Regions from separate parts of the Homo sapiens genome. Here region 1 is linked to region 2. Evidence: chromatin loops called from intact Hi-C (ENCODE). Cell type or tissue: ascending aorta. All regions are shown on one strand. Each heading gives the region's core, and the rest is flanking DNA. Links, peaks and the distances in the headings are about the cores only. Region 1 overlaps LOC124903646 (a long non-coding RNA gene). Region 2 overlaps LOC105371093 (a long non-coding RNA gene).

Region 1 (5,386 bases), core at 272-5,271, 120 kb before region 2:
CATTTCATATTTTCAGACTGCTGTTGACCATGGGTGACTGAAACCACAGAAAGTGAAATTGCAGATAAAGGAGGAACTACTGTGTACCTAAAGGTCATATCACCACCTGGAGAAAATGAGACGCTGTCTAGCCACTCCTCTCTGAAATGCTGTGCGATCAAATGCTACTCTCCCAATTGCTCTGCCCATGGGAGAGTTGTAATTATTCAGCTTGATGCTTGACTGGTTTTATCTCGGGGAAAGAGAGACAATGACCCGAGGTATTTTATTTCAGTAAAGGCAAGCAACTTAGAAAACTCTCATGCTTGAAATAGACATACTTCTGAATAACTTAGCAAACGAGTCTTCTGAGGGGGCAGGACACACACACACACACACACACACACACACACACACACACACACCCCAAGGTCATCAAATCTGCGCCCTTGGCTCTGGTAGGAACCCAATCAAGGCATCACAGATAGGCACTGCTCCTATATGCAGAATCCTACTGTATGAGTTTCCTATTGCCAATATAACAAATTACCACAAACTTAGTGGCTTAAATCAACACAAATTTATTATCTTACAATTCTGGAGGTCAGAAGTCTAACATGTGTGTCACTGGGATAAAATCAAGGTGCTGTGCTCCTTTCTATGGTTACTTGAGGAGGAGCCATCTTGTCTTTTCCAGTTTTTAGAGGTCACCTGTACCCCTGGCTCTCAGTTCCCTTCTATCTTCAAAGCCAGTAGTGACTGGTCGAATACCTCTCACAGGACCATTTCTCTGACCCTCATGCTTCTTCCTTCCTCTTCCACAGTTAAGTGCCCTGTGCTCCCTTTGGGTTCAACTGGATAACCCTCTCACTACCCAAAGTCTTCTGATTAGCCACCTTAATTCCATCTGCTACCTTAATTCCTCTTTGCTATGTAACATCATGTAATCACAGGTTCTGGTAATGAGGACACCCCGTGTTTCCCCACTGGTCCCAGCGATGCTAATTGTTTTAGGTGGGACACAAGCAAAGCGCTAAAACACAGATACACAAAATGGGAAAATCCTCTCCCTTTCAATTGTCTGCAATCTTTCTCATTATGTAAAACGAAGTCTCAAGTTGGTGTTACTCAGTCTTTGACACTCTCACTACCTCACATTATGTATTTGCACATTCTTAGAGTCATCTGATTAGCCACCTTAATTCTATCTGCTACCTTAGTTTCTCTTTGCTATGTAACATCATGTAATCACAGGTTCTGGTGATGAGGACATGGACATCTTGGGGAGTCTTTCTTCTGCCCTCACACTAATGATTTTTGCTGTCTGTCTCCCCTTCAGTTTGCCTCACTGCTCGTTCCCTGGCATCTAGAGCAATAATGTTCTCAAAGTCAGTGCCCAAAAAACATTTTTTTGATATTTTGAACATGTGCATATCCATTCATCTTCTAGTCTAAAGCAATTAAACTCCAGAATTATCTTCCTATAGCATACAATCGCTTGTGTTTTGTTGTTGTTGTTATTGTTGTTGCTGTTGTTGTTGTTGTTGAGACGGGGTCTGGCTATTGTCACCGAGCTGGAGTGCAATGGCATGATCTTGGCTCACTGCAACCTCCGCCTCCTGGGGTCCAGCAATTCTCCTGCCTCAGCCTCCCGAGTAGCTGAGATTACAGGCACCTGCCACCACGCCCAGTTAATTTTTGTATTTTTAGTAGAGACAGAGTTTCACCATGTTGGCCAGGCTGGTCTCAAACTCCTGACCTCAGGTAATCCACTCGCCTGGGCCTCCCAAAGTGCTGGGGTTACAGGCATGAGCCACCGCATCCAGCCAATTGCTTGTATTTTAATGCACAGGGACTTAGGATCAGATAGAAGTCAGAGGCACAAGAGTCACCAGGAGGGTGACCCAGAAATCTCACGTGGAAACATCAGCGCCTTTCAGCAACCACTTCTCAAGTTCGTTTGGCGTTCATTGTCCATCATTGACCTGGAAAGGACACAATGATAAGCAAGATAAGGAGGATTTAAATGACTTGGAAGAAATACAGAGCAAAGACATTAAATAAATACAGACCTTTAGAACTTAAAAAGGTGTCCGAGGGTCTCCATCCCCACGTTTCCCCTTTGGTCCCAATGTTGCTAATCGTTTTAGGTGGGACACAAACAAAGCACTAAAACACAGATTCACAAAATGGGAAAGTTCTCTCCCTTTCAATTGTCTGCAATCTTTCTCATTCTGTACAACGAAGTCTCAGGTTGGTGTCACTCAGTCTTTGACACCTGTCTAACACTGGCTCATCTCCTTTTTAACAAAGAGAGAGCAAGTCTCCGGCTACAGCCTGGATCAGGCTTCATCTCCCTGGGGTAGTGTCCCAGCAGTGCAGGTGGCAAAAAACAGGTGGTTTGAGAGGCACTAGGGCCAACTCCCCCTCTTCACTATTAAAAAAACGGTGGCCCAGAGAGGAGAGATAACTTTCTCAATGTCATAGAGCTGGTCTCCTGCACCCCATCTCCTCCATTCTAATCCAATGTCTGCCTCCTGTGTGTGAAAGTACATAAGAAATAACAGGAAAGGAAACAAGCCATCTATACCTAAAGGAATGAAAGAAGAGAATGGGAAGGGTTGGAAGATTAGTGCTTCCCTCTCTGGCCAGGCTGCTGAGTGCCAGGACTTGGAGAGAAGACAGGAGAATGCCGAGGAGCAGAATGAAAAATGAAGCAGTCAAACTCCCTGCTGTCAGGGAAGCCTGCTCCCTTCTGGCTGCAGCCACTGCCAGAAGGAATACTCAGGGTTTGCAGAGGGAGAAGCAAGGGTGATGCCAAGAAGCAGCTGGGAGTTGGGCCAGAAGCTGGGGTTCAGGACTCCCCACGACCTATGAGGGTGGACTTCAGATGGAAGGTTCTGAGGTGATCTTGTGAGCCAGGCAGACCACCCAAAAGCTCTACCCTGCACCACTTAACCCCCCAGACCTCAAGGAAGCCAGCCCCTGCCCCTCCTCCAGCCAAGCCAGCCTCTTGGCAGACACACAGATGGCTCTGAATTAACAAGAGCCAAAATTAACTTTCCAGGAAAATGTTTCCACCTTCCGAAAAGGACACTGAGAAAATATTGCATATAGCAAAGGGTTTCAAACTTTTTTAAAGCAGGTGATTCTGTCACTGAACAAACATGCTCATCATTTAATGATTTGGCAATCAGAGTTTCAAAAAAAGTATTTGACTAGAGCATAGTGAGTGCACAAAGATGCATTTTTAGATTAATGTATATGTAAAAAAAAATAAAGTCCTGCTGCTCATGAAAATTGGAGAGAGAATAGGTTTTGGGGCTCCAGCTCCTTGCCCCAACTCCATCACCTCTTGTGAGCAGCTAATTATAGATTGAAAAGCACTGAGAATCCTCCCTGCCCCCTTCTTTGCCATGCTAAAGGAAGCATGGGTCTGAGTTTTCATTGGGTTTAAAGCCACCCATGTTTGAAAACCAGAGACAACATGAGTCTAAAATTAAAATGACCCTTATTCAGCAAAACTTGACTAGATATTGGAGCTGCAAAATCAAAACTTTTACAATTAAGCCTTGGATTCTCCTGGCTGTTTTGGCTGGTTGGGCTTTACCTCCCATCCCTGCATAGTTCAAGTATCTGTAATATGTTGCTGCATAACAAATCACTCCAAAACTTCAGGTTGGTTCAAAACTATCATCATTTATTTCCATCACCATTCTGATCCACAGGGGTCAGCAATTTGGATTGGGTTCTCAAGGATATTCTTCTGGCCTGGGATGGATTTGCTGGTCTCGAATGAGGTTTATGCATGTGTCTGAGATCAACGGTCAATTAGCCATCAGATTGATGGTCACTGGTCAATTGATGGTCAGTTAGGGCAGCCTGGGGATGGTTTTCCTCCTGGGGTAGGCTGATGGTTGGCTGGCTGCAGCAGGGGCAGTGGCGGGGGTTCTCTGACCATATGTCTCCCATCATCCATTATGCTAGCCTGGGCTTGTTCACATAGTGGTGGAGGATTCCAAAAATATCAAGGGAGAACCCTGCAGGGACTGGGCTCAGAACTGGTACTTATACTTCTACTACCAATAGCATCTCTTTCTGAATGAGAGGCACATGATAGCGAGTTTTGCAATGTACTGCAAATAGACACAGAGGTACTTGCCCAGAAGTGACGGGAAGGGAATAGTTTATTTTGGAAGCCCCATTTGCCTAGTGGCTAAATGATTCACTTATAATCCATTGACTTGTACCCATAAGGAATGATGGGAAATTGGATTCCCAGATGTCTCTTACTTCCCAACACACCCCGTAATGAAGCACAGCATAAACCCTAACCCATCTGCTGCCCTCAAGAATCAAAGGCAAACCCATTCTTTCATCAAAGGCCAGACTCCTGAGTCTCCATGTTTTCTCTCTATCTCCTCCACTCACAACACATGCCACCCATTCAACCCCACATTCTGCTTCTTTGGCAGTGCCCCTCATCTCCATGTCAGCCCAACACACACACTGCTGGATATGCAAGGAAAACTGACCACAATGGGATTCATAATGCAGATTGTCACAAAGAATAGCAGTAATGCTACCCATACCTGCATTCAAATCCCCAGCTCCACCACTTCCCACCTGAATGACCTTGGGCAAGCTACTCCACCTCTCTGAACCTCAGTTTCTTTATCTGTCACATGGAGCTGCCTTACTCAACTGTATCCATAATATAAACATGCTGAGAATACGTACTGTGTGCCAGGAACTGTCCTAAGACCTTTGCGTATATAAACCTATTTTATCATTATAACAACTCTATCAGGTAAGGTACTATTTTTATTCTTATTTTGTATAGGAGAGAATTGAGGTTCCTAGAGGTCAGTGACTTGGCCATGGCCACATAGCTACTAAGTGTCAAAGACAGGATTCAAACTTAGACAGTATGGCTCCCAAATGCTGGCTTTAGCCACTATACTTAAGTCTCATGTGGCAGATAGATTTTCATTGCAAATGACAATTCCATTTACCCTATGGTAGAGATCAGAAGGGCTATATTAGGGTAAATCATGAGGCTGAATCCTTGCTCAGTGGAGTATATGTGTTGCAATTGATTGGCAAGTTCTGCCATAGACACGGGACTGAGGAGCAGTGGTATGGTCCAGCACATAGTTTGCATCTCTGACTTATCTTCACCATACTGCTTCCAGACATTGCCTGACTCTAAAGAGTCCCCTCTGGGTTGGATAAAACACAGGACTTTACAGAATTTCTATCCAATAACTGATATTATGTATTTGCACATTGAAGGCACTCCTCCACTCCTTCGAATCCTCTTGACTTCCATACCTGATACCTCTGGACCCCTTAGTCTGGTCTCAAGGTGGATTTACAATCCACAGTAGCCTTTGGGATGGGCACA
Region 2 (5,386 bases), core at 322-5,321:
AGAGAGAGAGAGAGAAAGAAAAAGAAAATAGATAGAGGTTGACATATTACCCTTTATTATTGTTAAGCTGAAAATAACAAATAACCTTCCTACATTTTTTTGGTATTAGAACGTCATTTCTTTTATGAAGTGATGATGATCATGGTTAGTAGTTGTTTATCTAATGTCCTACCTTGGCAAAATAAGAATTTGGCAGCCACCCATAGTTGTATCCATTGTTTTAAGTTACTGTCTCAGTCTATAAACTCAAATTCTGGGAGCCACTGACCTAGTTAATGGTTTTGCCTAGAGCTTGCTTTAATTGTATAAGGAAATTTACTTTTTTGAGCAGCCATGCAGTGATGCTCAGCATATTTCCTCATTCATTCCTTACAACAACGAGGAGGAAGGTATTATTATTCCACATTTACAGATAAGGCAACAGAGACTCAGAAGACACTGCTCCTGGTTATAATGTCTCCATTGTTCCACTTTTCAGTGGTTTCCTGTATGAAACTCGTGATTCTAAATGAACCTACTGATTTCCCATCCCAAACCTGTTCTCCAGCCTCCAGCTCATGTCCAACCCCTCACTAGCCTTCCTCATCCCCACCAAAGGCACCACCAACCACATGGTTGCTTTAGTCGAAAACCTAGGAGTCATTCTTAATGCTTCCTTTCCTCCCCTCCTCCTCTCACATCCCATCTATCAAGAAATCTGTCTACTGTTCTCCCAGATATATCTCAGGTCCATTCCCTTCTCATCCCTCCATAGCATTGCCTTTTTCAAGTCTACCATCATCTGTCAGCTGAATCATATATCAGCTTCCTGTCTGGTCCCCTTGGATCTATTTTTTGTCCCATCTAACTCATTCTCCACCAATAGTCAGACTGACCCTTCTACAATTATTTCTTTTTAATAAGATAGACACAGGGTCTTGCAATGTTGCCCAGCTGGTCTTGAACTTCTGGCCTCAAGCAGTCCTCCCATCTCAGCTTCCCAAAGAACGGGGATTAGAGGCATGAGCCATTATGCCTGGGCAACCTTCCTATAATTAAATTAGATCATGGAGTGCTCCTCCTTAAAACTTTCCGTGACTTTCCATTGTGCTTAGAAGTCAGCCCAGACTCTAGGATGGCCTCATAGGCTCCCATGACCTGGATCTTACCCTCCTCTCCAACGCCATGTCATCCTACATCTCCCAGGCACACTGACCTTCCATCTGTGCCTAGAGCATGCCAAGCTTTCCACGTCCTTTGCACAGTTGTTCTCCATGACTAGGAGGCTTGTCCTCCTCCTCCTCATATGACTGGCTGCTTCTTCAGACTTTACCTCACCTGTTAGTGTGCAGCAACTCCTGTCCCCATTATTCTCATGTTGGTCCATGGTTACTTCTTAGCATTCATGACCATCTATAATAATTTTGTGTATTTATTTACCTGTTGTCTTCTTCTCTTGATAGTAAATTTTAGGAGACTGGGGCCACATCATTTTGTTCATCTTTGAATACTCAGTGCTTACAGCAGTGCCTGGCATACATCAGGGGCTCAAAAATATCCACCGGGACTTCCACTTCCAGCCAAGATGGAGGAACGGGGGCCAGATTTACCCTCACACCTGAAACAACAAAAATACCGGCAAAGTGTGTGAAATGGCAGTTTCAAGGCAGTAGACTTCAGGCAATGAAGGACAGGGGTCTCAGGGTGGAAAACAAATAAGGTGAGCCCAAACTGTGATTGCTCCAGCTTTCTAACTAGAGTTTCCAGGGACGGAATGCCCAGGAGATGCCCTGTGTCAAGGAGATGGATCTGCAAATTAGGGAAGACCAAGGCAGAAAACAGTCCTGTAGGAAAGAGCGTGGCCTGAGAGAGAAGGTTGGAGTGGTTCCCTGGGAAATCAGCTGTGGACTGATGGATGCGTGCATATTAGGGTTAGCTCAAGGCCAGGGAAGAACCAGGCTGAAGAATTAGTGGGACCAGTGTCAGGCACTCATACGGGGAGAGGTTACAAGGGCACGAGGACACGTTTGGAGGGTATTGCCTACATTCATGAGTTTTGGTGATGGTTTCAAAATGTACACATATGTCAAAACTTACCAAATTGTACACTTTAAATAAAAATAGTAAAATATTAGTATTTTAATATTATTATTTAAAATGTTTTTTAAAATCCGCTTATTAATGAACATGGCAATAGTAAACTGCAGAGCCTGATTTAAGAACACGAATGCAACCCCAGCACATTGGAATTTTAACAAATTTTATTTTATTTTATTTTATTTCATTTTATTTTTGAGATGGAGTCTGGCTCTGTCACCCACGCTGGAGTGCAGTGGCACAATCTCGGCTCACTGCAACCTATGCCTCCCAGGTTCAAACGATTCTTCTGCCTCACCCTCCCAAGTAACCAGGACTACAGGTACCCATGACCATGTCCAGCTAATTTTTTTGTATTTTTAGTAAAGACGGGGTTTCATCATCTTGACCAGGCTGGTCTTGAACTCCTGGCCTCAAGTGATCTGCCTGCCCTGGCCTCCCAAAGTTCTGGGATTACAGGCATGAGCCAACACTCCCAGCCCACAAATTGTATCTTAAAGTATGCATAAAGGTAACAATACTTGCAAATGTTCAATGGATTGGACTTTATCAAGGACAGATTTTGGAGGGGAAAAAAGACAAATTGTTCAACAGAAACAGGGCTGGAGTAGAAGTGGGAAGCAGATTGGTCACAAAATTAATAGCAATGAGTGAGTACCCGGCAAAATACCCAGGAAAGGCTGCCAATAGGCAAGACTAGAAGTATGGAAGTCTGCCACCAGAGGTTTCATTTACCCACAGAAGAGTGAGCAGAGCAAAAGCCTGTTCTTGGGAGTAAAAGAAATAGTGGCTGACTGTCTAAATGCCTCCATCCAATCAGCTTGTGTCTGGCTGGCAAGTACATGCCCTTCTTTCTGGATAATGCACGGGCTTCTCAGCCAAGGAAATGTCATTGTGCAGAATCGAGCCACCTGGCAGTGCCACAACCACCAGTACAAAAGTCCAGGGCTTTCACATTCTTCTTAAGTGAGGAATCATTGGGGTTTTGCCATTCAAATGTTTTTGCAGAACTGTTGACTCTGCTTATCTGTACTTTCAGCCATAGTCAGAACGGATTGTAACACACCATGCTCAGAAACTGAAAACTCTTGTCAAGGCATAAAAGATTTTCAAAGCCCAACAGTTTATACATTCTTTTCAAATACACATAAAATATGTACCCACAAAAAGCCCGTGTGTTTAAGCCACAAAGGAAGCCTTAATAAATTTCATAAAAATTGATCTCATATTGATTACAGTGTAATAAAATTATAAATCTACCAAAAAACAATATTATCTAGCCTCCATACATTTAGAAACCTAAAAACACCATCTGGGCTTGGTGGCTCATGCCTGTGATCCCAGCACTTTGGGAGGCTGAGGCGGGTGGATCACTTGAGGTCAGGAGTTCAAGACCAGCCTGGGCAACACGGTAAAACCCCATCTGTACTAAAAATACAAAAATTATCTGGGGTAGTGGTGCACGCCTGTAATCCCAGCTGCTCAGGAGGTTGAGGCAGGTAAAAATTGCTTGAACCCAGGAGGCAGACGTTGCTCTGTCATCCAGGCTGGAGTGCAGTGGCGCAAACTCAGGAGCCGAAATCGTGCCACTGCACTCCAGCCTGGGTGACAGAGCAAGACTTCGTCTAAAAAAAAAAAAAAAAAAAAAAAAGACCTAAAAATGCTCTTTTTATTTAATGGGTTAAACAAGAAATCAAAGTAGCAACTACAAAATATTTAGAACCAAATGACAGTGAAAGCACTGTGTGTGATATAGACAAAGTGGTATTTGGACGGATGTTTATAACCACATACCTTAATATACTAGAATTGCATATTTAAAAATTGAGAAAAGAGTGAACTAAACATTCACCTGAAGAGCTTAGAAAAAGAACAACAAAATAGAGCCAAAGATCACTGAAAAAAAAATAAAAATAGAAATTAAATATAAAAAGTGCTAGAATTGACCTACAAAGACACAAGCTGGGTCTTTGAAAAGATACATAAAATAGACAACTCTCAGCAATTTTGATTCAGAAAAACAAAGAAGTGACAAGTAAACAATATTAGCAATGTAAAGGATGACATACCAGTGGGCATTGCCATGATTTAAAAATCAAAAGAGATTACAATGGACTTTATGTGCTATTAAATTTTAAATCCTAAACGAAATGCAGTTTCCAGATGTATTTATGTAAGGTGGCCCAAGACAAAATAAAAAAGTTAGAAACTAATTACCATAAAAGAAATTTCAATAGTAGTCAAAGGTCTATCACAAGAGAAAGAGAGAAAGAAAGAGAAAAAGGCCCCAGGCCCATAGAGTTTGACAGACAAGTTCTCCCAAATCCTTAAACAATAGATTCCCTCTTCAACAGTAAAAATAAAAAGCTACCTGACTCCCATTGCAAAATTATTGTAATCTTGACATCTAATTCAAATAAACATAGCACATACAAGAAAACTCAAACCCCACTTCACTTAGGAAAACAAATGTAAAAACCCTTCATAAAATATTAGCAAGTCAAAAGTAGCAATGTAGTAAAAGGATAGTAAATGAATAGTTGGAGAATATCTGGGGAGGCAGAACAATTTTAGAAAGAGCCCCGGACTAGGAGTTTGAGTCCTGACTTACTGGGTAAAGCTTATCAGCTTATATAACCCTCAGTTACGAGCCTCAATTTCCAATATTACAGTTAGATAGAGCCACTATTTGTTGAGTACTTAGTCTTGTCAGGAACTGTGCTGAATGTTCTACATGGATTACATTAATTTAATTCCATGATGAACCACACACACAAAAAAAAAAATCCCTCAACAGCCAAGGCAATTATGAGCAGAAAGAACAAAGCTGAAGTTATCACACTATGTGATTTCAAACTATGCTACAAAGCTATAGTAATCAAAACAGCATGGTATTGGCAAAAACAAAACAAAACAAAACAGATACACCAACCAGTGGAGCAGAATAGAGAGCCCAGAAATGATCCTATGCATGTATAGTCAATTTTCAACAAAGGTGCCATGGATACACAATAGGGAAAGGATTGTTTCTTTAACAAATGCTGTTGGGAAAATAGGATATCCACATATAAAAAAAATAAAATTGGACCCTTATCTCATATCCATATATAAAAATCAACTCAAAATGGATTAGACTTAAACGTAAGACCAGAAACTGTAAAACTACTAGAAGAAAATACAGAAGAAAAACTATATAACATTGGTATAGGCAGTGACTTTTTTTTATTTGACCCCACAGGCAACAAAAGCAAAAATAGACAAATGGAATTACATCAAACCAAAGTTTCTTCACAGCAAACAATTAACAATA

The links. Peaks named below come from ENCODE experiments on the same cell type or tissue, not always from the same donor. Only the 100,000 strongest peaks of a DNase experiment are listed, where the experiment ranks them.
Region 1: it touches region 2 in a loop (7-fold over the local background); 1 of 110 quality-filtered maps calls a loop at or near these places.

What each region holds. Positions count from the first base shown.
Region 1 is chr16:13,791,195-13,796,580 of GRCh38, forward strand. It overlaps LOC124903646 (a long non-coding RNA gene), which reads right to left. Exons shown (of 2, transcript XR_007064997.1): 2 at 541-1,964. Among named protein-coding and RNA genes, the nearest start is that of ERCC4, 130 kb to the right of the region's middle. In ascending aorta, for the core only: a CTCF peak has its summit at 2,729; DNase peaks (open chromatin) are centred at 2,877 and 4,117; H3K27ac peaks cover 2,380 bases.
Region 2 is chr16:13,907,132-13,912,517 of GRCh38, forward strand. It overlaps LOC105371093 (a long non-coding RNA gene), which reads right to left. Exons shown (of 4, transcript XR_007065000.1): 2 at 1,420-1,597. Among named protein-coding and RNA genes, the nearest start is that of ERCC4, 10 kb to the right of the region's middle. In ascending aorta, for the core only: no CTCF peak of the experiment used is centred there; a DNase peak (open chromatin) is centred at 2,950; H3K27ac peaks cover 1,697 bases.